Regions from separate parts of the Mus musculus genome. Here regions 1 and 2 are each linked to region 3. The links are chromatin loops, found by intact Hi-C in ENCODE. Cell type or tissue: gastrocnemius. All regions are shown on one strand.

Region 1 (8,000 bases), 57 kb after region 3:
TTTCTCTAGTATCACTTTTAGTAATAGTCCAGGGATATACAGCTATGTCTCTTCTTTTACAGATGGAAAAAACAAGGTTCGGTTTAGGACTTATGTGGATCCCTTTTGTGATTGTTTTTTGGTTTTTCAAGACAGGGTTTCTCTGTGTAGCCCTGGCTGTCCTAGAACTCACTCTGTAGACCAGGCTGGCCACGAACTCAGAAATCCACCTGCCTCTGCCTCCCAAGTGTGGGATTAAAGGCGCCACCACTGCCCGGCCCCTTTTGTGATTGTTAAACTTCTATAGAAATGATTATTTCAAAGGAGAGTGTGTATGTATAGGCCAAAGGATTTGATGGTCCTGTGGACAGAACTGGCATGTGCATTTGGAGCCACTGCATTGGCTCACACTATGCAGCACAGACTACACTCTTCAAGGACATAACACCGATGAATAGCATTTTAGAGAAGTGATAGGTTCATGTTAATAAAGTTTAAAATGGGAAGGACTGAGCTCTGGAAAAAAAACAAAAAAACAAAACCCTGTGTCCCAAGGATTTGAGTGGCCTGAATATGTTGGCATATGTGATACTTCAAATGTAGCTGGTCTCCTGGGTGAATATTTTTGTTGGTCTGATACCTGAAAGTGGCTTCCTAGGTATCAGTTCAACTGAGTTCTTCTTGGCTGATATCTAGGTGTCTACATTGTGTGTATACAAGGAACACACACACACACACACACACACACACACACACACAGAGAGACAGAGAGAGAGAGAGAGAGAGAGAGAGAGAGAGAATGAGAATAAATGCAAAAGAACCCTTAAAAGACTCAAAACAAGCCGGGCGTGGTGGCGCACGCCTTTAATCCCAGCACTCGGGAGGCAGAGGCAGGCGGATTTCTGAGTTCGAGGCCAGCCTGGTCTACAAAGTGAGCTCCAGGATAGCCAGGGCTATACAGAGAAACCCTGTCTCGAAAAACCAAAAACAAACAAACAAACAAACAAAAAAAAAAGACTCAAAACAAAACAAACAAAAAACCAATAAAACATGCTAAAACCCTGGGTGAAGCAAGCAGCGCTTACTTAGCCATCTATAATGAAGTAAAGATGTTGGAGTAAAGATCACTTTGTAAAACAAGAAGAGTGAAATCTATTTAGAAATACACCTTTGAGTTTCCAGTCTGTGATCTTTACTCCCAGTAGACAGAAGCTTAGAACTGGAAAGATCTCTCAGGTTCTCAGCACGATCTTGTGATCCCTCTTCCTTTGTGAGCATTTCCTGAAGGGTACAAAGCACCTTCCCTGAGAAAAAGTTTGCACATGTACATCACACATGCACAGTTTCACACTGTCAGTGAATCATCCAAGAAAACTTAGGTGAACTTAGGTGAACTTAGGTGAACCTTGTAGATTGACCTATTTATAACTTTTTAAAGAGATGCTTTTAGGGGGTTGGGGCAGCTTTAGTGGTGTCTTTAATCCTAGTACCAAGGAGGCAGAAACAGACCTCTGAGAGTTGGAGGCCGGGCTATGTTGTGAGTTCAGGCCATCCAGGACTACATAGAGACCCTGTCTCAAAACAAACAAGTTACATGTGTATTTGTGTGCGTGTGTGTTTAAACACAGGCATGTGGGTATTCCTAGAATACAGAAGATGGTTTCAGGTCCCCTAGTGTTAAAGTTACAAGTGTTTGTAAGCTTCTCAGTATAGGTCGTTAGAATCAAACTGCAGTCCCCTGCCAGAGTAAAAATGCTAATAACTGCTGAAGCATCTCTCCCCTTGCCTTATATGTCTTTTTTTTTTTTTTTTTTTTTTTTGAGACATGGTTTCTCTGTATAGCCTGGCTGTCCTGGAACTCACTTTGTAGACCAGGCTGGCCTCTAACTCAGAAATCCACCTGCCTCTGCCTCCCAAGTGCTGGGATTAAAGGCCACCACCACCACCGGGCGCCTTATATGTCTTTAGTGTTTTGATGGTTCTGCTTTTGTGTACATCCATGCAGTCACTCACAGCTGCATGAGTTGACAGGGACGTTGGCTGTGTCTTTCCCAGGAGATGACATTTCACAGTCCCCCTCGCTGTTTTCTGACTCTTCTATTCATAATGTGGGAGAGTCGGTGTGTTCTGAAAACTACTGAGGGGATGAGCTGGGTATCTTGATTTGGGCTGAGCCCTCTCCTATCACTTCCTCTCAGCATTCTGTGCAACCGAGAATCTCTGCCTTCATTGCAGTTCACTGGGAAGAAGTTGCTTTGGTGAAGACGGAGAGGAAACATGGATGTTTAGAAAGTGGTTTAGCGCTCTGGCAATTTTTGCTAAACAGCAGAATTCATTCCGCCCCCACCCCACCCCCACCCCCCTTTATTTCCCTCACCGTTGGCTTTTGAGTTCGTTTCCAATACCTGGCATGGTTTCCTCTTGAGGAGTGAGCCTTGAATCCAAACAGCAAGCAGTTTTTAATACCATAACCATTGGCCACTGTTGCATGAGTAGCATAAGGAGGAAAGTTGGTATTGAGTGCGTGGCTAGGTAAGATCACTGATGGTTTTTCTTCCTTAGCGCCATCCCACATGGGTGGTTTCCTTGTTATTTGGGTTTTTTTTTGTTGTTGTTGTTTCCTTTGTTGTTTGTTTGTTTGTTTTTGTTTTGAGAAAGAGCTGCATTCTCTAGCCCAGACTGGTCTAATCTGGACTCAGGCTATCTTAAACTCACGACAATCATCCTCGTCAATCTCCTTTAGTCATGAGCCACTACTCCTAGTTTTAATCTGTTCATCTTATTGGTAATGAAAGATCCACAGGAGTAGAAGTACTTATCCAGGGCCAAGTAGGATGTCTGGGAGATGAATCTTACCATTCTGGACCAGGATGCTGAGTGAAGGATGTGAGCCCCCATTCATCTTACATTCATCCCTCAGACTCATCTCACTTCTGCTGTCACTGCCACTGCTGTCACTGCCACCCCAGCCACTGTTGCCTGGGCTTTAATAATAGCAGTGCCTTGTTGTTTCTTATAAAACACATCAGAGGATATTCTGCTTCTCACCGTAGTCTCACAACTCCCCCCTAACAGAACTCAGTGTACTCTATTTCACACATAAGAAAATGAAAACTCGGGCAAGGTGCAGTGGTTCATGTCTGTGACCCCAGCACACTAGTAGGGCAGGCAGGAAGGCTTTGAGTTCAAAGCTAGTTGGGGGTACACAATGGGCTACATACCATTCCCCACTTTTAAATTTATATAAAAAAAATAAAATTAAACTCTCTGGAGATTCAAGTGAGTCATTCAAGGCCAAGTTACCAAGGAGGCATGGCTTCTCTCATACCGCAAATTCCACTCAGGGCACTGGCCTTGAACATAATCCTCTTGTTTAAAGCAAGCATAAACAGCACAGACAACCTTGAAGGAATGCCCAGGCCGGGGCTTCTCAACTTCCACCAAGCATCATCAGCATCAGCGTGGGGGCAGGGCGGGAGACTCATATAAAACGCACAAAGATGCAAAGTTGGTTGTGGGTCTCGGGGGTGGGCCCAGGTATTATTGATTAGTAACTGCTAGGGGATTTGTGTGCACAGCTGAGAGGACAGCATCCCAGAGCCCCCCAAAGCTGCATGGACATTGAGCACTGGGCAAAAGGCTGTGTTCTTTTCATGCTTCCGATTTGTACTGAAGGCCGTCTTTGCTCTATAGCTTGTTTTTGCAATACATGGTGGAAGAATTTGGATGGTGTGTTCTTGGCGCTGGAGTTTTAGCTCGTAGGGTATCGGTTACATATTCATCTGGAAATTTACAAGCTCCAGTTGAATATCAAAATTCACACGAAGCGAGCCAAGCAAAGGAGCTGCTCTCACTTCCTAATAACAGTTTTTCAAAGCCAAACATTGCTCAGGCCTTCAGCTTGCTTGCTTGAATCATAACAGCTGGGCTCCGGGGCATTTGAGGAACCTGACCTACCCTAACTACGAGTGTAAAATATCGCTTTTTTGTTTTGTTTTGTTTGTTTGTTTGTTTTTTGTTTTTCGAGACAGGGTTTCTCTGTATAGCCCTGGCTGTCCTGGAACTCACTTTGTAGACCAGGCTGTCCTGGAACTCAGAAATCCGAAAATATCGCTTTTGTTGTAGGTACCACACCAAGGAGGCCGGCTGCCAGTGGGCAGCTGCGCTCTTGCATCCTGGGAAGGTCCCATGGCACCCCGATTTTCTTAAGCAGGGCAGGCATTTTAGAGACAAGGAAAATATCTTCCATACTTCCCTAGGAAAATGTCAGGCTAGTTAGAGGAAGTCAGTACCTTACGAATTTTAAATATGTTTTAGCTCCTTGGTTTTACTGTGGATGTTGTTCTCCTGTGAGAAAATATTGACTTTCTCAGTCCCTCTTCATACCTAGGTGTGTGTCCACTTAGTTTTGGCAGGGATCCGTGCTGACTGATGAACTCCACAGAACACAGTTTTAAATAGGACTCCCTCCTGAGCCAAGGAGAGTGCAGAGTGTCATCTGGGTAAGGAAAGGCCACAGAGCCCCCTGTTTATCAGAGGATAAACTTTGTCATAGCCATGAATGGGGGGCTATGTAACCTCTGTGGAGACCACAGGGCCTTAATCGCATTATGCTCTACACAAAGGCTGTCCACACACTCCTTCCTCCCCTAGGGCTTGTGGGATCAAGTTCTACTTGGTAGAAGCAGTGTGATCAGGTCCAGGCAGAGGAATTATCCTTGCCTTCCCAGAGGTGTGTGACTATCCTCTGCTTTGTCTGAGCCAGGGGAGGCTATCTCTTCTGATGTTCCATGTGAAAGCTGGCATCCTGGGCTAGGGCTCATCTGTGAAGCACAGACTTGTATGTCTCAAACTCTGGACAATCAGAAGTGTATTAACTTTAGGAGTTCCTGATCTTATAAAAAACAGGTGAGAAAAAAAATATATGGAAAAAAATAGCTTAGGAAAGCAAGTCTAGGTTTGGATTTTCATGTATGTGGGGTTTGGGGTGTATGTGTGTGTTCTTGTACATGCCTGTGCTCATGTGCATGAGATCAAGTATGTGAATATGTATGACCATGTGTGTACTTGTTTAGGCAAGCAGTTGACATTGGGTATCTTCCTCAATCACTTCTCCATCTTAGTTTTGGAGGTGCAGGTCTCCTATTGAACCCGAGTCTCCCACTTCAGCTAGGCTGGGTTGCCCGTGAGCTCAGCGCTGGAGTTCCAGGCCGTCACACTTGATCTTTTATGTGGGTGCTAGAGATGCAAACACGGGCCTGCTGTTTGAACAGCACGCACAACTGACTGAGCCATCTCCCAGTCCTCAGGTTTGGACTTTAAGGCAGTGACTCTGAGATACTGTAATGGTGCCCGTATATATTTGTCCCTGAGTAGAGTGTAGCGCAGTGACAATGAGCTGAATTAGACTGTGAACTCTGGACAGCAGTGATATGTCAATGCAGGCTCATTGACCCTAACAAATATACCACTCAAGAAAGGGATATAGGAAATGAGAAGGGCTCTAGCAGAATATAAGAAGGAGAAAAAAACAAAACAAACAAACAAAAAAAACTGTGGTCTTGGCCTTTCCTATTCTCCTGTGTGTCTTGTTTAGGGTTTTATTGCCGTGGAGAGACACTGACCAAGGCAACCCATAAAAAGGAAAACATTTAATTGAGGCTGGTTTACAGTTTCAGGGGTTCAGTCGATTGTTGTCATAGCAGGAAGCATGGCAGCATGCAGACAGACATACTGCTGGAGAAGGATTTGAGAGTTCTATATCTTTATCTGAAGACAGCCAGAAAGAGACTGTCTTCCACAGGCAACAGGAGGAGACTCTGATTCCACACTGGGCAGAGTTTAGGCATAGGAAACCTCAAAGCCCACCCCTATGGTGACACCTTTCCTCCAACAAGGCCACACCTACTCAAACGAGGCCACACCTCTAAATAGTACCATTTCCTTTGGGGCCCATATTCAAACATAGACATGAGTCTGTGGGGGGGTGGCAAACTTATTTAAACCACCCCCATTGTGTTTGCATGGAACTCAGTTGTCCCATTTGGCTGTGATGATTTCAGGCTGATATCCCTATTAGCTATTACTGACTCCAAGTTCACTGCCTACCCCAAGTTCTCTTGGTTTGCCTGCCTGTTCTTTGACTCATTGTGAGCATGGTGAGAGTATAGCTCAGCACAATCGTGTGTCCTCTGTGTCTCCTTTCCTGTTAACCCCATCCCCATTTCTACCATATCAGCATTATTCCACAGGCCTGCCAGCACTGCCCATATATAGGTTCCACCTTTGACAAATGTATGATGATTAGCATACAGGTGTATTTTTGTACATAGGTGTGCACGTGCCATGACATTGCATGTGGAGGTCAGAGGACAAGTTTCGGGAGTCTGGATCTGTCGATCAACCTCGGGTCATCAGGTTTTTACAGGACAGTGAGCCATCTCAGAGGATCTGGTAGTGGGCCTGAGATTCCTCCTTGTTCATAATGCAGGCAGGTGAGATAAAGAGCTAGACATTATAGAAAAACAAAGGAGCAAGCTGGAGCCAGGCAACAATGATGCATACCCTTAGTCCTAACACTTAAGAGGCAGAGGCAGGCAGATCTCTGAGTGTGAGGCTAGCCTGGTCTACAGAGCGAGTTTCAGGACAGTCAGGGGTATGTAGGGAAACCCTGTCTCTCCCCACCTCACAAGGAACAAGCTGGGGAACCCCAGCACTGCTGCATTTACCCCACAAGTCCTGTCATACAGGCATCTCTGCATTTGAGTCTGTCATTTGTTTTTCTAATACTTACGTATGCCAGGAGCTCCCAGCAAGCACTTTGGTGTCTTACACACCCCAAACCTTCATCGGCCAAGCTTGTCCTTCATTCACGGTGATTTTGAAGTGTGTCCCCAAGGGACACCTATGACAGAATCTCTCCCAAGCTTTGGTATCATTAGCCTCTGAGACCCTTGGAGCACTGTTGGTCTCTAGGGATTATTGACTGGGGAAGACTGAATGTGGACAAGCAGAGGGGCAGAATAAGCTGGCTGGACCCCTACCTGGGTGCCTTTACGGCTGCCTCTCACCTTAGTCAACCTCAGTAGGGGTAGCCACCTCACTTCTACCTTCCAGACATCATGCACAAGTCTCCTGTGGCCAGCTAGAGCCTGGGACTCTCTCTACGTTAGGAAGAAACGAAATATATAGTGTTAGCCTGCTCAAGCTAATACTGCAAAGCTCTACTCTCTCATTCATGACTTTCCCAAGGGACAGTTCATAGAGAGTGCTCAGCACAGGTAGGAGGAAGAGTGAGCAAGGGTGAGACTCCACCAGGAAGGCAGAGGGAAGCCCAGCCTGGTAAGGGAGCATTTGATTATGTGCATGCTCCTGAGTGTCCCCACTGTTGTCTCCGTGAGCCCAACCTATCCAGGTCTCATTTTCTGTAGGTTCTTGTGCAGAAAATAAATAGTTTAAGCTAAGACTCCTGAAACAGAGGTGGTGGCACACACCTCCTAATCCCAGTACGAGAAAAGTGGAGGAAAGAGGCAACCTGGCTACATGAGACCCTCCCTCCCTGCCTCCTTCCCTCCCTCCCTCCCTCCCTCCCTCCCTCCCTCCCTCCCTCCCTCCCTCCCTCCCTCCCTCCCTCCCCCCCCCTCTCTCTTTCTTTCTTTCTTTCAAGTACACTGTAGCTGACTTCAGACATACCAGCAGAGGGCATCAGATCTCATTATGGATGGGGATGGTTGTAAGCTACCATGTAGTTGCTGGGATTTGAACTCAGGACCTCCAGAAGAGCAGTCAGTGCTCTTAACCACTGAGCCATCTCTCCAGCCTGAGGCCCAGTTTCAAAGAGAAAAAAAAAAAATGTTAGCTCAAGTGGTGCTTGCTTAGTTTGCATGAAGCTCTGGGTTTGATCCCAGCCAGTCTGGCACAGTGGCATGTGCCTGCATTACCCATATTTGAGATACTTGAGAGGTAGGAACAGGAGGATTAGAAATTCAAGGTCATAGTTGACTACATAGAAGAAAGTTTGA
Region 2 (8,000 bases), 54 kb before region 3:
TTTAAGAACTTGGCTACAGGCCGGGCGTGGTGATGCACACCTTGGATCCCAGCACTTAGGAGGCAGAGGCAGGCGGATCTGAGTTCAAGGCCAGCCTGGTCTACACAGTGAGTTCCAGGACAGCCAGGGCTACATAGAGAAACACTGTCTGGGGGAAAAAAATAAAAAAGAACTTGGCTACATACCAAGTTAAAGGCCAGCTAGGGCTACATGTGACCCTCATCTTAACAACCAAAAACTAATAAATAGGTCAGTAAATAGAACAATAATGATGACGACGCTTTATGGGACTTTTTCAAGGAATCTTCCAGGTGCTTTGAATACTAATGCTTTTGTTTTTTGTTGTTGTTGTTAAGACATGTAGCCCAAACTGGTCTTAAACATTGCTATAGCAATCTTTCTGTCTCAGCTTCCCAAGTAATGGGATAGAAGGCATGAGTCACCAAGCCCAGCATATTAATGTCTCTAATAAGTCCTGTTGTCCTTACTTTATAAACGAGAACACGGAACACTTAGAGTAGCTGGCTACAGGTTCTTTTGTCAAGAAGTGGCAGAGTTGAGAGTCTGGGTCCTTACGCAGCGGGGCAACCCACAGTTTGCTTGCTGTTCTTCACTAGTGGTGAGGAGGACCCAAAATTATATGTCTAGGGCTCAAGAAGTCCCTCAGTAGGAAGAGCACCTGCTGTGTGAGCATCAGGACTGTAGTTCAGATCTTTAGTAGCTGCAGCTAGATGTGGTTGCATACAAACCTTGCCACCACTGTGACGGAGACAGGAAGATTGTTGAGGCTTAGTGGGCTCTACCTTAGCTTAGTTTGTTGAGAGACACCGTCTCAAAGGAATAAAGTGCTGCTTCTGTAATGTGATTCACCGCATGGTAGCCTGCTGGCCTAGAACTTATTTTCCTGGCTCCACCTCCTGGGATCATGCCCCCCGGGGCATTTGTGGTAAGGAAGGACATAAGGAAGACATCCTCTGACACAGAGAAGATGACTGCTAAGGGAACTCTTGCAGGGCAAAGGGGTCAAGAGAAATTCAGCTCACAGCCTATAAACTTAGGATCTACATTTCGGAAAAGCAGCCCAAGTTCTGTGGGGAAACCCGACTGTTCTGGGCTATTCTGACATTAAAGTCATGACCTTAAAAGTTTGTGGCCACCCTTGGCACAGTGTAAATATCTTCCTGGAACTTTGAGAGGAATTTGGGACAAGATGTGATTGTAATCAAAGTAGAGGAGGGGAGCAGATGTGAACTTTTTCTTTTTAAAGAAAAAATTTTATGGTGAATTGTTTGTAGGTTTTTTTTTTCTTTTGCCTCCGTGTGTGTGTGTGTGTGTGTGTGTGTGTGTGTGTGTGTGAATATTTCCATGTGTGTGATGCATGTATACATGTGTGTGGATGTGGGAAGCGGGGACTCAAAGTTGACATCCATGTCTTTCTCAGTCAGTCTCTACTATGCAGAGGCAGAGTCTCTCACTGACCCCGGGATTTGTCCTTTAGCTAGTCTAAGCAGCCAGCATGCTTCAGGGATGTCCTGTCTCTGCTTTACAAGGGCCCCATGCCACCTGGCATTGCACATAGGTTCCAGACATCAGAGCTTCATTCCTTGCCATGGAGGTACCCTGTCCTCTGAGCTATGGCTGTAGCAATCTGCTCCCTCGCCTTGCAGCGCAAGTCTATGTTTTACAAGAAGTCTTGTAAAGAGCTGGGTATCTGAGCACTGAACAATGCGGCCATTTACTGAGTGAGAAATGACAGCAAAATGTCAGGTCCTCCTAGTGTGTGCATTGTGTGTATATAGTTATGCCTTTGACTCCTTGACCCAAGGCAAGAACAGATTTTCATATCCGTAGATGATACAAACGAAACTGTGCTTCCTTGAATTTATGCCATGGCACATTGAAATGCGAGACCCTCCCAGTTCCCATTCTCTGGCATGTAACTGTGTATGTGTCACATTTGTAAATGGAATTTCCCGGAAGCTGCCACGGGAGTTTTTCAGTATTCTGCCTGCCAGGACTCTGTGATTCTCCAGAGTTGGAATGACTCAGAACCAAAATCATCTTGGGCTGCCATTTATTTGTCACTTTACTAGCCATTTATCACCAGCATCTTTATCTGCCCTAACATCCTTTTATCAGGTAAAAACTTCGGAATGTTTTAACATAGCAGACTTAGCTTCCACCAACCAAGAAGCTAAGAGTGTGGCGAGATAGCATCTGAGACCTGTAGCACAGATTTCCCCACTTTGCTGTAACCTGCCCACCTGATGTTCCCACTGCCACACCTGCAGATGCACTGGCTCAGTGACAAAACACATCATCCAGGATAACCTGAAGCCACATTCTCCACCCATGGTCACTCCTCTTTGGGTCGTGATAAATCATCTCGTCCCTACCTTTGAGCAAGATATATGGTTTACAGCCATGTACATATGTGGCAGGATATGATTTGTATTTAAGTAATTGGTAACACCATCAAAGGGACAATATGCAGCCTGGTTTTCTTAGATGAGAGAACACTTAGTTTCCTGGGAGACTTGGTTGGAATTCCCGTTTTGTTTCTTTTCCGTCCTTTTGATTCTCTTCTTTGGGCTTTAGCTTTGTCTTTTGAAATCCTCCTACTGTCACCCAGTGGCTACTGGCATTGATGCAGGCTAAATAAAGACAAGGCTGACAGCTGTCACTCACCTATACAGGCCTTGAGCATTGACCTCTTGGCCCATCCTAAACCATTGACATCATTTTGACTACCTGGCCACCTTTCATATCATGGTGGGGAGGGTGTTGCTCTCCCATCTACCTTAGCTCAATCAGGATCTTAGGACAAACTTTGATGTCGTCCCTACCCACACAGAATAGCTGCTGTACTATAGAGCGAGGACATGTTGCAATAATTATATCCTCCACAGAAAGGCCATGTGGGTTCAGTGATGACAAACCGGATGTCCCCTCTTCACCTCTACCCACCCAGCGTATAATGTGATTAAGGTAAAATTCAGGGAAATATACCTAGCAGTGGCATCTATCCAGAGAAGAAAGTAGCTGTAGAAAAGGTACAGGATATTGGCATGAACGTTTGAACTGCCTGCTTTTAGCATCGTGCTCCCTATATAGCTCCTTACAATGACAGCCTGCCCTGAGGTACACCCCCCTCCCCCATCGCCTCAACCCCTACCTGCCTCTGATTTGGAAAATCTGCCATCCAAGTCTGCTCAATAAAAGAAGTAAAATAAGCCAGAGGTGGTAGTATGCACCTGTAATCCCAGTACTCCAAAGGCCCTAAGTTCAAGGCCAGCCAGGGCTATATATTAAGTATCAGGCCAGTTGAGGCTGCATAGCATGACTCTCTCGCTACTCCTTTCCATACCCCAATGCAAGAAAAGCAAAGTTGTCAGCAAAGGACAACTGCAGATGGCCTCAGTTCAAGGTGCAAGGACTGATCTGGACCACTTGAATTGTGATGGCTTTCTAAGGAATACTTCCATCCAGAAAAGACCCAGCCACAGCTGCCGGTTATCTCTTTGTATAAGCAAAGCTGCTTAAGGAGTAATTAAGGGGAGAGCGTGGATGCTCTGAAAAAGTTGACAGTGTACTTCTACTTGTATAATCTGCAGGAAAGTCCTGAGGGCCAGCCAGTTCAGCTGATTTTGTCAAGTCCTTTCATTCCATCTCTATAATTTGGGAATTGAAGATAACCTTTGATACCAAGGGAGCATCTCTCTCTCTCTCTCTCTCTCTCTCTCTCTCTCTCTCCCTCCCTCCCTCGCATTAATAAAATTTAAACTACAGTCACATTACAACAGAAACCTTGGCACAGACTTTGTACTGCCTCCTCCCAAAGGTAACTAAGAAATAAATCCGAGTAGAAGTGGTTTTATTGTCTGATACCTTAGTCTAACCTTTTGTTTTTAATAATGAGGTACATGTCTGAAGTGCCCAGGCACTGCCACTCTGCGGCCGGCGATGCTGCTGTCCTATAAGAAGCACCATCTTCCTTTTGCTGTGTTTACTACAGGAAGGAAATGATGGAGAGGCACCCATGAAATCAAAGGAGTAGGGCGGGGAGCCAGCACATTTGTTGAATGTTCACCATTTGCTGACTTGCACCAACAGTGGCTTCAAGCCAAGAGGCACAGCGCCTGCTTCCTGAGGACTTCGTTTGTAACCTATCACTGTATCTTTCCAGTGAAGACGCACCAGTTAGGGATACGAATTAAATAGAAACCGCTCCTCTAGGGCCACGGAGAAGGCTGGCTGGGTAAAGGTGCTCACTTCCAGGCCGGACAGCCAGAGTCTCCAGGACCCACAGTGTGGAAAGAGAGAACCAATTCCTGCAAGTTCCTCCGATCTTCACGTGTGCCACCGCTGTTCTCCTACATGAGGACTTATTGAGTCACTGTTTATCCTGGAACAAAACGTTGGCTCATTTACTTGCTTAATGAACCCGAGGGAATCTTCCCCCACTCTCTTCCTGCCAGCCTCACTTGGAGTGGTTCTTTTGCTGCTAGGTTCTTTCTCTTCCTTAAGGGGAACACGGAGGCCTTAAGGGGAACACGGAGGCCTTAAGGGGAACACCGAGGCACCGGAAGTCGGTTTGGCTATTTATCGGCACTTCTGAAAGGATGTTTATCCAGGGAAGATTTAGAGATCTGTTTGGATTTGGAGAGCATCTGCATGTTTTCAGTTCTGCCACCCTGTCCTGGTGCCTCTGTATTCTCAGCTTTCCGGTAGACAGACGCCAGACCTCAGAATGATGATTAGGAAGTGGGGGTTTTCACCAAGAGCTCCCTCTTCCTGAACCACCCAATTCTCTCCCCAGCTGGTGCTTCTGGCACCTCCAGCAGAGGCTGGAGGAAACTCCCAATAGCCAGGACTCCTCCCTGTCATCTCCTTTTCCCTCAGTCTTTCCCCATCCTCCTCTGACAGACCCTTAGTGAGCGCAGGCTGATGTCAAACTTGTGGTCGGTCTTCTAGCCTTAACCACCCAAGTGCCAGGTTTGCAGGTGCACACTGCCATATGCAAGTTCTCAGTTTCTTCTTCGTGAGCTGCTTCTACATGTACGGACTGTGTAGGGAGGGTCGTCCCCATCTCTGTAACAGTCACACGTACAGAATCTGATTATCATTTAGCGAAATGGCAGTGTATCGTTATTGGCAATGTATATGAAAGGAAATAGTGCTACTGAATTCATACTAAGAGCAGTTTGCTTGCTTTTGGAATGGGATCTCACCAGAGTTGCCCAGCCTGGCCTGTAGCTTACTGACTAGCCGTGCTCCCTTGAACTCACAGCCATCCTTCTGCATCAGCCTACCTACTAATGCTGTAATTGCAGGGTTGTAACACTACTCCAGAACAGTCTCGGTTTCTTTTTCGTTTGTTTTTGAGACAGGGTTCATTTTATAGCCCTAGCCTTACTACAGTTTATTATGTAGACCAAACTGGCCTCCAACTCCTAGAGTCCACCCATCTTTGCCTCCCTCCCGAGTAGTGGGAATTAAAAGCATGTGCCACTATGCCTGGCAAGTTTGTATTTCTTATAAATAAAAAAATTATACATGCCATAGAAATAAGTGCGAGTTAAATCCTTTCACAGATGCCTTTTTTTCCCCCTTTACTAGGAGCATAGACTCAGGAATGGATGTCCCTGGGTACAAGTATAAACAAAAGCTAATTCTGCTTGATGGGGGCAGTCTTTCATGTGTGCAAGGTCAAGAGGGGGGAACCATCTTACTTTTAACCACTTGCTGTATAGATGACTGTTGGTCATTTCATTTTTATAACTAATAATGTCCTCCCTATTCAAGGAATTGAGTTAAAATACAATAGATGCTTGTTGGTGAATCCCTAATGGAAAGTGAAATTGCTTTTGGTTTTCAAGTAGTGAGACTCAATCCTCCTCTCTCTCATTTCAAATTAGAGGACCACCAGGGTTTCTGGCATTGAACTTTTGTGCTTTGCAGTTCATTTAGGGATAGGAACCCAGTGTTTCTATTTAACCGAGTCTCCTTCTTCATCTTCAGTTTTTGCAAGACAAGATACCTGGCAGTTCTATCATGAGCCCCTTAACACGTGTATTTCTCTTTTTGTAGTGTAGTCTATCACTCCAGTATGTTGTTAGAGTCTCTATTTAGCATGAGCACAGCCTCCCACTTTAGAATCAGCTGATGAGGGGACTGTAGTTAAGGTGTTAATGTTTAGCTTGCATAGCTTCGGCAGCTGTTAGAACAGACAGCAGGAATGCTGTCTGGAAAAAAAAAAAGGAGGTGATGTTGCTTATTAACCATTGGCCCGCATAATTGTATCACACCCAATACCTGAGAGGAAAATAGAAGGAGACGACATTGTTTCTGTACTAATTTCCCTTTCTTTCCTCTTTTGTGATAAATATGTGTGATACCCTTAAGAACATAAGCTAACATGTAAGCAGCACGTTATGATTTTGAAAAGGGTCTGCATGCATTATTCTGTGGTTCCTGTACCTATCGATCGTCTTGACCTTTAGTCTTGCTCACGAAGAAGGAGAATTGTGACCAATCACTCAGATTCCCTATTTTTTTAACAGTGTTTGGAGATAGAGGCTCATGGATCAGCAGGTGGCCTTGGAACTCACTATGTTAATAGTAATGATCTTGGCCTTCCGATTCCACTGCCTCCACCAGCATAGGTTATAGTTGTATGCTGCCTGTAGTGGTTTGAATATGCTACGTAGCACTATTAGAAGGTATGGCCTGGTTAGAGAAAGTGCATCTCTGTGGGGTTGGGCTTTGAGATCTTAGGCTCAAACTCTGCCCAGGGTAGAAGAGAGTCTAGTCTGGTTGCCTCCAGATCAGACTCTTGGCTCCTTCTCCAGCACCACGTCTGCCTGGATGCTGCCATGCTTCCTGCCGTGATGATAATGGACTGAATCTCTAAATCTCTAAGCCAACATGCCCAGTTAAATACTCTCTTTTATAAAAGCCGCCTTGCTTATGGTATCTCTTCACAGAAATGGAGACTCTAACTAAGACATTGCCATACCCAGTTAGCCTTTCGGGAGATTGACCCCTGGCTTTATCCATGCTAGAAAAGCACTCTATCCATTGAGACTCACCCCCCACCCAAGTTCTACAATACTTATTGTTTCTATAAGCAGCTCAAAGTACCTCCTGCCATTAATCAGTTCAACCCAGGTCCTGGATAGGCAAAGAGTTACCCTGCTGCTTAAGCTTGCCCATAAGTACAGGCCACAGGCAAAGCAAGAGAAGAAGCAAAGGCTACTGGCCCATGCTGAGAAGAAAGCTGCTGGTAAAGGGGACGTCCCAACTAAGAGAACACCTAACTTCCAAGCGGGAATCAGTACAGTCACCACCTTAGTGGAGAACAAGAAGGCTCGGGTGGTAGTGATTGCCCATGATATAGAACCCATTGAGCTGGTGGTTTTCCTGCCTGCCCTGTGTCGAAAGATGGCAGTGTCCTACTTCATCACCAAGGGAAAGGCCAGGCTGGGATGCCTGGTCCACAGGAAGACATGCACCACTGTTGCCTTCACACAGGTTAACTTGGAAGACAAGGGTGCTCCGTCACCACTGGGGAGGCAACGTCCTGGGTCCTGAGTCTGTGGCTTGCATTGCCAAGCTGGAAAAGACAAAGGGTAAAGAACTCGCCACTAAACTGGGCTAAATGTACAATGCTAAGTTTTCCATACATAAATATAATTACAAAATTATCTTCCAAAACAAAACAACAACAACAAAAAAGGCAGATTAAGTTAATAGATATTGACATGTACTGTTTCTGGTGTGCTGTAGATTCAAAACCCTTCACAAAAAAGGAAATATTTAAATCTTCAGGATAGTATAAATCCATTTTAATCCCAGCACTTGGGAGGCAGAGGCAGGCAGATTTCTGAGTTCGAGGCCAGCCTGGTCTACAGAATGAGTTCCAGGATAGCCAGAGCTACACAAAGAAACCCGGTCTTGAAAAACCAAAAGAAAAAAAAAAAAGATAATATAAATTCATA
Region 3 (8,000 bases):
TAGAATGGCTGTGGCTTCGAATCCATACTTGGCTTCTCTCTCAAATGCATGTAAGCTCAGAAAATGACTCTTTAGAGAACAGTAAAAACCCTGTGGAATGTGAAAATTACAGCTTGGGTTTCAGAATATTAGTGTCTTGTTTGCTTCCACCTAATTCAAAATAGCAAGCAAAGAGGAAGGGCTCTTCAGAGAGGAGAGAGGTGACAGTCCCTGGCTACTGCCAGTGGTATTTACTTAGTCTTCCCTCAGTTGGTTAGAGAATGGTCATTGAACTTCTAACATCTACCTCCTCTGAATTTAGATGTCTAAGAAATGAGAACCTTTAAGACACCATGATGGTCTGTTAGGAGTTCCTAGTTTAGTTGGAAGGGTAAAAATAATGTATTATACCTGGCCTGGAGGTACAGGTCTATGTATGCAGCTACGATTTCAAGTTGGAAGCCAACCTGACGGACATAGCAAGACCCTATGTAAAATAAGATAAGGGGGTTAGTCCAGGGAGAGCTCAGACAGTTCAACCCCCAGACCCCTCGTGATAAAAAGAAACTGTGTATGATGGCACACTTGATGTTTGGGGCTCATTGGCCAGCTAATTTAGTTTCAGACCAATGAGAGGCTCTGTCTCATAAACAAACAAACAAGCAAACAAATAAATAACGTACCTGTAGAGTGTTTACTTAGCACGTACAAAACCCTAGGTTCAAGACCCTGTTCTATAGAAATAAATGAGAGATAGACAAACAACGGACTATCAGACAGAGAGACAGACAGACAGACACAGGTTTATATTTAAAAAAAAAAACAAAAAACAAAAACAAAAAACCAGGTATGATGACTCATGCCTATAATCACAAAGTCAAGAGTGTGAAGCAAGAGAGTCACTATAAGGAGCTTGAGGCTAGCCATTCTGTCTTGAGAGAAAGAGAGAAAGGATGAATGAATGGATGGATAGATAGATAGACCAGGCAGGCAGGCAGGCAGGCAGGCAGGCAGGCAGGCAGACAGACAGATAATGGTATCACAGGTTTTTGGATTAATCCCTCAGTTGATAAATGGACATATAAGGACCAGGAATTTGAGGCCAGCTCTACATTATAGAGCTTGAAAGTACCCTAAACTACGTGAGACCCTGCCCCATACAAAACGGGGACTGACCTACCTTATCTTGAAGAAGTGGTACCCATGCCTTGCATATGAACTGTCCTTCTCATGAGCATCTCTCTGTTAAATACCATGCTTAAATGTTATAATTGCCCCTCAGTGAACTCCAGCTCACTTCTCTGTGAGCTCTGTTTCTGAAGACAGGGAGAAGGGTTGAGACCACAGCTCAGAGTGCGCTTTGCCAATAAGTGTGAAGTCCTGGGTTCAATACCTGCTACTTCAAAAAGTAAACAGAGAAAAGCTCCATTAACTGTTTCGCTCAACTGGGTGTGGCGGTGCAGGCCTTTTTCCAGCCGTGGGGAAAGCAGAAGCAGGCAGATCTCTCAGAGTTTTAAGACAGCCAGGGCTTCACAGAGAAACCCTGTCTGGAGAAAGAAAAAAGAAAACAAAAAGTCAAACTCTGTATAGTGACTCCCATCTGTAATCTACGTACTTTGGAGTCTAAGACAGGGGGACAGCCATAAGACAGCATGGGTTACAAGTGGGACCCTACATATATTTATGTGGGGGGCGGGGAGACTACAGGGATACATGTAGGAGAAAAACCATGACTTTTAACTTCATTTTTTAAAAAAGTTTTTGTTGTTGCTTTAATTTTAAGTTTAGGGAGAAAGAGTAAAAGCTATGTAGGTTGCTACTTAGTTTAGATACTTTGATGGAGACTTAAGGTCTTAACTGATGATAGAAAACAAGATTCCACCTTCTATCCAGTCTCTCCCTGTGAGGCCTGCTCCCTCTACTCCTCTGCTCTTTCCTTTTAGCCAGCACAGCTCCCATCTTCACACAGCACTGGGCATGAGCCCCTGAGCCTAGATCTCAGCCCTCCTTCTCACCAGCTTGTATCCTGTATCATCGGGGCAGCCACTCTTGAGGGGTTTGTTTGTTTGTTTGTTTGTTTGTTTGTTTTTAAGATAGAATTTCCATGCATAATCCAGACTGTGTAGCCTGGAACTCACTGTTTACCCTCAGCTGGTCTCAAACTCATGGAAGCCATCTTGCTTCAATCTTGAAGGCTGACATTTCAGATGTGCTCTTGAAGGCTGACATTACAGATGTGCTCTTGAAGGCTGACATTACAGATGTGCTCTTGAAGGCTGACAATACAGATGTGCTCTTGAAGGCTGACATTACAGATGTGCTCTTGAAGGCTGACATTACAGATGTGCTCACCGTGCTTGGTTTTAGGAGCCCTACTTCTCAGGAAGAGTTTAGATATTTCCAGAAAAGGATGGAAGGAAGAAAATGGTTAAGAAGAGGGGGAGCAAGGTCTGAAGGCAGAATGAGTAGGCTCTGTTTAGGGTACAGCATGGAGGAGATAATGGATCAGAGGACATGTTTGGTCAATGTCCCTTGCTGTTTGCCTTCCCCCATTCCCTTCCCTTTCCCAGAAGGCAGTATTTATACTCATATGTGTTAATGGAATAGTGGTGTTCTCTTACCACTTCACACCCCAATTAGAAACAACAAATCTATAACTCTATATAGATAGCTATAATATCAGAATACTTAAAATGTCCAATACTCATATAAGCATTTATCTCTAATTAATGCTATCTTCCTACTCAACACAAGTCGGTCTGGATCATGCATTCAAAACTGTTGAAAACACTCATGTGTAAGTTATGCCTGGGAGACTAGTTTATTATATGGGAGAGCAAAATAAAGTATTTTTGTTGTTGTGTTGTGTTGTTTTGATCACTAGCTGAACACCTGGTTAGCCAGGAACCTAGCCATAGTTTGACTTCTTCGTTGACAACAACTTTCTTTGGTTTCTATAAAAGTATAGGCTAAGTGCTTGGTCGGGGGAGTAGGGAGAATTTGAGTTATAGATAACTCTCAGGATAAAAAGAAATCATTCCTAGCCCACCCTCAGAAATAACCCTATTAATATTTGAGTGTAGTTTTAAATTTTCAGTCATGGTCACATTAACATATGACTTTATTTTGTTTCATTCAATACTTTTCCCCCTTTGGGACCACATCATACTTTATAGCACAAGCTGATATTAAATTTGCTCCTTAGCCCTGGCTAGCCTCACCCATGCTCTTTCTACCCCAGCACTGGGAGGTCATGCTGTGTATCCCAGGCTAGCCTGATATGTTTCTGAAAAGCTTTCTTCTTAAATCCCTCATATCTTCGGCCTCATACCCTCATGGTAATTTTGACCTTCCCCAGAGTCCTGTTAACTTGCTTGCTTGCTTGCTTGCTTGCTTGCTTGCTTGCTTGCTTGCTTGCTTGCTTGTGAGACAACTTAAGCTAGCCTCAAACTAAGCTCTCTCTCTCTCTCTCTCTCTCTCTCTCACACACACACACACACACACACTCACTCTCTCTCTCTCTCTCACACACACACACTCACTCTCTCTCTGTCTCTCTGTCTCTGTCTCTGTCTCTGTCTCTCTCTCTCTCCCTACCCAGACAGGATTTCACTGGATTTCACTAGGTAGCCCTGGCTGTCCTGGAAGATAGTGATATGTAGACCAGGCTGGTCTCAAACTCACAAGGATCCACCTCCCTCTGCCTCCCAGAATGCTGAGATTAAAGGTGAGCATCCCGATACCTGACTTGGCCTCAGACTCCTTATGTAGCAGGAAATAGTCGTGAATTCCTGATTCTCCTGCCTCCGCCCTCCAAAGCGTTGGAAATAGACACGCACTGACATGCCTTGCCTGTCCCAACCTTGGACCCTGGATACATTTCCCATATTTTCCCACATTACACAAGGCTTGCCTGGCCCATTTGAATTTTTTTTTCAGTGTGTAAGGAGATTGCTATCAGCTCATTTCTATTCCTGTTTGGGCACCTGAATGGGGCAGTTCCTTCTATTGTGTGGCCTTTCCTCTGGGTTACTGTGAATCTGGGAAATCTGACTGAGATGCACACCAGGAAAGTTGGGAACGAGCTCAGAAGCATGAACAGAATCTGCTGAGTGTTGGCAGAAGGCAAGGCTCAGCCATGCACAGCTGTGTCCATGGACGGTGGCTTTGTGCCATGCTGATTGATGGGCCAACATATGAGACAGCTTTACTAAAAGTCAGTTTGCCTTATAAAAGGGAAGATGGTTGAGACCAACAGCCACCCTCTGGATTACCAACTAAAACGGAGTTGATGTCCTTGTTAGTAGAAATATATAAAGAATCTTAATTTTGATGCAAGATGGAGTTTGACTTTTCCCTTCTATAGTAGCCACATGAAACCTTTAGGGTAGTCGTCATCATACACAGGATTCAGTTTATTCAAGTTTCTGATGTACTAAGCCCAATAATTTGTTGGTGGGAAGGGGGCAGAATAATTCTTGAAATAGAATCTTATGTCAGATCCCTCACCAGCCTGAAACTTATTTGTAGCTCAAACTAGCCTCAAACTCTCAGCAGATCCTCCTGCCTCGGTCTCTCTTTGAATGCTAGGATTATAGGCATCAGCCACTGTCTGACCAGGCACTGACTGATGTTTGTCCGTATTATCACATTTAAACTGAATAGAAACTCCCACAACTAAGTACAATTATGTTTTAAATTATTACATGTGTGTGTGTGTGTGTGTGCGTGTGTGTGTGTTGCACATGTGTGCAAACGTGTGCCATGTGGAGATGAGAGGGCAGTTTGTGAGAGTCAGTTTTCACTCCTACAGTACGGGAGTCTCAAGGGTCATCAGGTTTGCAGAGTAAGCGCCGTTATCAGCTGAGCCATCTCTCTGACTCTAGACACCGTTACTGTCACCACTGTACACATGAGGAATTAGCTCATGCTTAAAAAAAAAGTACCATGGAGATAAGTAATACAGAGAGGACACAAAACTGTGGGTGCACTATAGATTTGAAAGTACCATTGGTGGACTGGAGAGCTGGCTTAGCGGTAAAGACTGCTCCTCCCGAGGTCCTGAGTTCAATTCCCAGCAACCACGTGGTGACTCACATCTTCTGAAATGGGATCTGATTCTGGTGTGTCTTCAGATAGCAACAGTGTTCTCACATATATAAAATAAATAAATCTGAAGAAGAAGAGGAGGAGGAGGAGGAGGAGGGGTAGGAAGAGGGAGAGAAGAAAGAGAAGGAGAAGAAGCAACCCCCCCCAAAAAAAAAGAAAGAAAAGAAAAAAGAAAGTGCCATTCAGTGACTAAAATAAAGTAAGTGCAGTGATTCCCTAAAGACAGCCCTAAGCATTTCCTCCTTCTATCTACGCATGCTTATGGTTCTCTAAGGAGATGGCATGAATGTGGCCTCCTCTGATAGTCTCTGACTTTCCAGCCTAGACAGTAAAGCTGTCATGGTTGATTGGTATTTGACATCTATGCCAAGATATACAATAGGTGAAAAAAATGTTCTTCTGGTGCTGAGACAGCTGGATAGCCACATGCAAGAATGAAATTGGCATCTTACCTCACACCTTACATAATTAAGTCAAACTGTGTCATTGAACTAAATATAAGAAAAGAGAACACGAGGGGGGGGTAAACGCATGTGCTTGGGCAAAGACAAGAGGAAAGGAGATGTGTGGAACCACATCGAAATGAAAACTTGTGCTCTGAAAATGGGACCTGTTAAATCCCAACAGGAGAAAACATTTCAACACTATACGTCTAAGGAGACACTTACCTTCAGACCATGTAAAAATCAGTTAAACTCAATAAAAAAGGGTTGTAACCAGCCAGGTGTGATGGCCCAGGCCTGAAGCCTCAACATTTGGGTGGTAGAGACAGGAGAATTATGAGTTTGAGGTCATTGTGAACTATAAGAGTCTGTTTCTCAGAAAAACAACACAATAGGCAAAAGACGTGTAAGCCATTTTTCCCTCCACAGGAAATACTCAAAGGACCATAGATGTATGAAAATGATCGAAGTCATTAGTCATCAGGGTCATACAGACCAAACCCTTGATGTGATATAGTGTCACACGCACAGAACACATACAGTGGAAGAGAACAGCTGATAATGACTTTTTTGGTTATAATGTGGAGAATTTGGAAAGCAGTCTGGCACTTTCTCAAAAAGCTGAACAGTTTCCACATGGCTGAGCAATTCCATTTCTGTATATATAATGGGAAAAGAAGAAGAAACACACAATGCTGTACAGTCAGGGTTTTGCACGCATTGCTTAATGGCATGATAGGAGAAGCCTATTACTAGGTGAGTTTGTCATTGTATGGACATTATATAGTACACTTACACAAACCTAGGTAGTATAGGCTATATTGCATGTATGTAGTATGGCTTGTTGCTGATAAAGCTGAGGTGAACCAAAACCATATATTAAAAGAGAGAACCAGGCACAGTGGTCCGTATCTGTGTTTACAGCATTTGGGAAAGAGAGACAGGAGGATATAAAGACCTGGGCTAGTCTGAGCTGCAGTCTGTTAGTAGCTGTACGGTATTTGTTGTTGTTTTGTTGATGTTTTAGTTGGGGGATGACAATGTTGTACCCTGTACTGTGGGGATTGCCACATGATAAGAACCATTGACTTGTACCAGCTAAGTGAGTTATCATATGGTATATGAATTATATCTGAATAAATCCAGAAGTGAAGTGAGGGGCGAGAAGGCAGATGCAAAGTCAGCATCCTGGTAGCGGTTGCTTCCTCTTCCTGGAGCTTCATGTGTGCAGCTCAGGTTGCCCTCCATTGCAGAGGCTATAGCAAGACGTAGTGCAGGGTTGCATATCTGGCTCTGGCTACCCCTTCACACAATTGTGAGAGGCCTTCCAAGCTATAGCCACAGAGGGGACGACGGAGTTAACTCCTGGGAAATCTATAGGATACTTAAGAGACAATGAAATGATGATTCAACCCACCAAATGAGAGTAATTTTTTTTTAATTTTAAAGAATCTTTATTTTTATTGTGTTTGGGTGCTTTGCCTACATGTATATCTGTGTACCATGTGAGGGCCTGGTCCCTATAGTGGCCAGAAGAGTAAGTCCGATCCCCTGAGACTGGAGTCGTAGATGGTTATAAACTGCCATGTAGGTGCTGGGAATTGAAACTGGGTCCTTTGGAAGAGCAGCCAGTGCTTGCCATCTCTCCCGCCGCTGAGAGTAATTTTTTATATAGCAGAAGGCAATCAGAAGCCAAATGCTTGCTCTAACATGATGACTTCATGAACGTACTAAAATCCAATCTTGAAAAAGACTCGGTCTTAAAGAGCAACCAGGATGGGGCCCGGCCATTCCTGGATTGTTAGGGGAAATGAGTAGGGATGAGCTGGGGACACTGGGGTGTTTTAAATGGCAAGCTGGACGAGCTGAGCCTGCCAGCTGGCCTCTTTCCTGCAGCCTTGGCAGGAGCAGGTAGCCAGCCACTTGTCCAGAGGCCACCAGCTCCTTAGCAGAAGTCCAAAAGGACAGAGCAGGTCATGTTTCTTCTGGTTACATGAGGCTCCGGGAAGTAACCCTGTGCACTTGTCCACTCAGCACCTCAAAAGGAAAGCAGCGCCCATGCTGGAAGAAGCTGAGTGGGACCAAAGGCTAAGAGCCTGCGCCAGATGTGGAGAGGACGTTTAACAGCCATGCTAATTTAATTACATTATTGGTTCATTTAGTGTGTGTGTGTGTGTGTGTGTGTGTATGTGTGTGTATGTATGTATGTATATGAGTACATGTGCGCGCACCACAGCACACATGACCTTCAGAGAATCATTTTTAGCAGTAGGTTCTGTCCTACCATATGATCCCTAGAGCTAGAACTCAGGGCATCAGACTTGGAGGGAAACGCCTTTACCCAGTGCATCATCCCATCAGCCTGTGGATAAAGTTTTATTTGTTTGTTTGTTTACTTATTTATTTATTTACTTGCTTTTTTAAAGACAAAAATGTAAGGTAGTGTCTCACCATGTTGCCCAAGCTGAA

The links. Hi-C counts contacts between places; a loop is a spot of excess contacts. Peaks named below come from ENCODE experiments on the same cell type or tissue, not always from the same donor. Only the 100,000 strongest peaks of a DNase experiment are listed, where the experiment ranks them.
Region 1: a loop joins it to region 3, with 2.0 times the contacts of the local background. A loop is called at or near these places in 3 of 42 quality-filtered maps.
Region 2: it touches region 3 in a loop (2.0-fold over the local background); 5 of 42 quality-filtered maps call a loop at or near these places.

Annotation. Positions count from the first base shown.
Region 1 is chr15:55,227,870-55,235,869 of GRCm38, forward strand. The region is part of intron 8 of Deptor (DEP domain containing MTOR-interacting protein); the gene reads left to right. Among named protein-coding and RNA genes, the nearest start is that of Gm26296, 31 kb to the right of the region's middle. In gastrocnemius, no CTCF peak of the experiment used is centred here; no DNase peak of the experiment used is centred here; H3K4me3 peaks cover 917 bases; H3K27ac peaks cover 3,205 bases.
Region 2 is chr15:55,116,829-55,124,828 of GRCm38, forward strand. All of the region lies in intron 1 of Deptor (DEP domain containing MTOR-interacting protein), which reads left to right. Among named protein-coding and RNA genes, the nearest start is that of Gm9920, 7.2 kb to the left of the region's middle. In gastrocnemius, no CTCF peak of the experiment used is centred here; a DNase peak (open chromatin) is centred at 4,097; H3K4me3 peaks cover 1,681 bases; H3K27ac peaks cover 5,339 bases.
Region 3 is chr15:55,170,564-55,178,563 of GRCm38, forward strand. The region is part of intron 3 of Deptor (DEP domain containing MTOR-interacting protein); the gene reads left to right. Among named protein-coding and RNA genes, the nearest start is that of Gm9920, 61 kb to the left of the region's middle. In gastrocnemius, no CTCF peak of the experiment used is centred here; DNase peaks (open chromatin) are centred at 4,140 and 7,406; H3K4me3 peaks cover 783 bases; H3K27ac peaks cover 2,661 bases.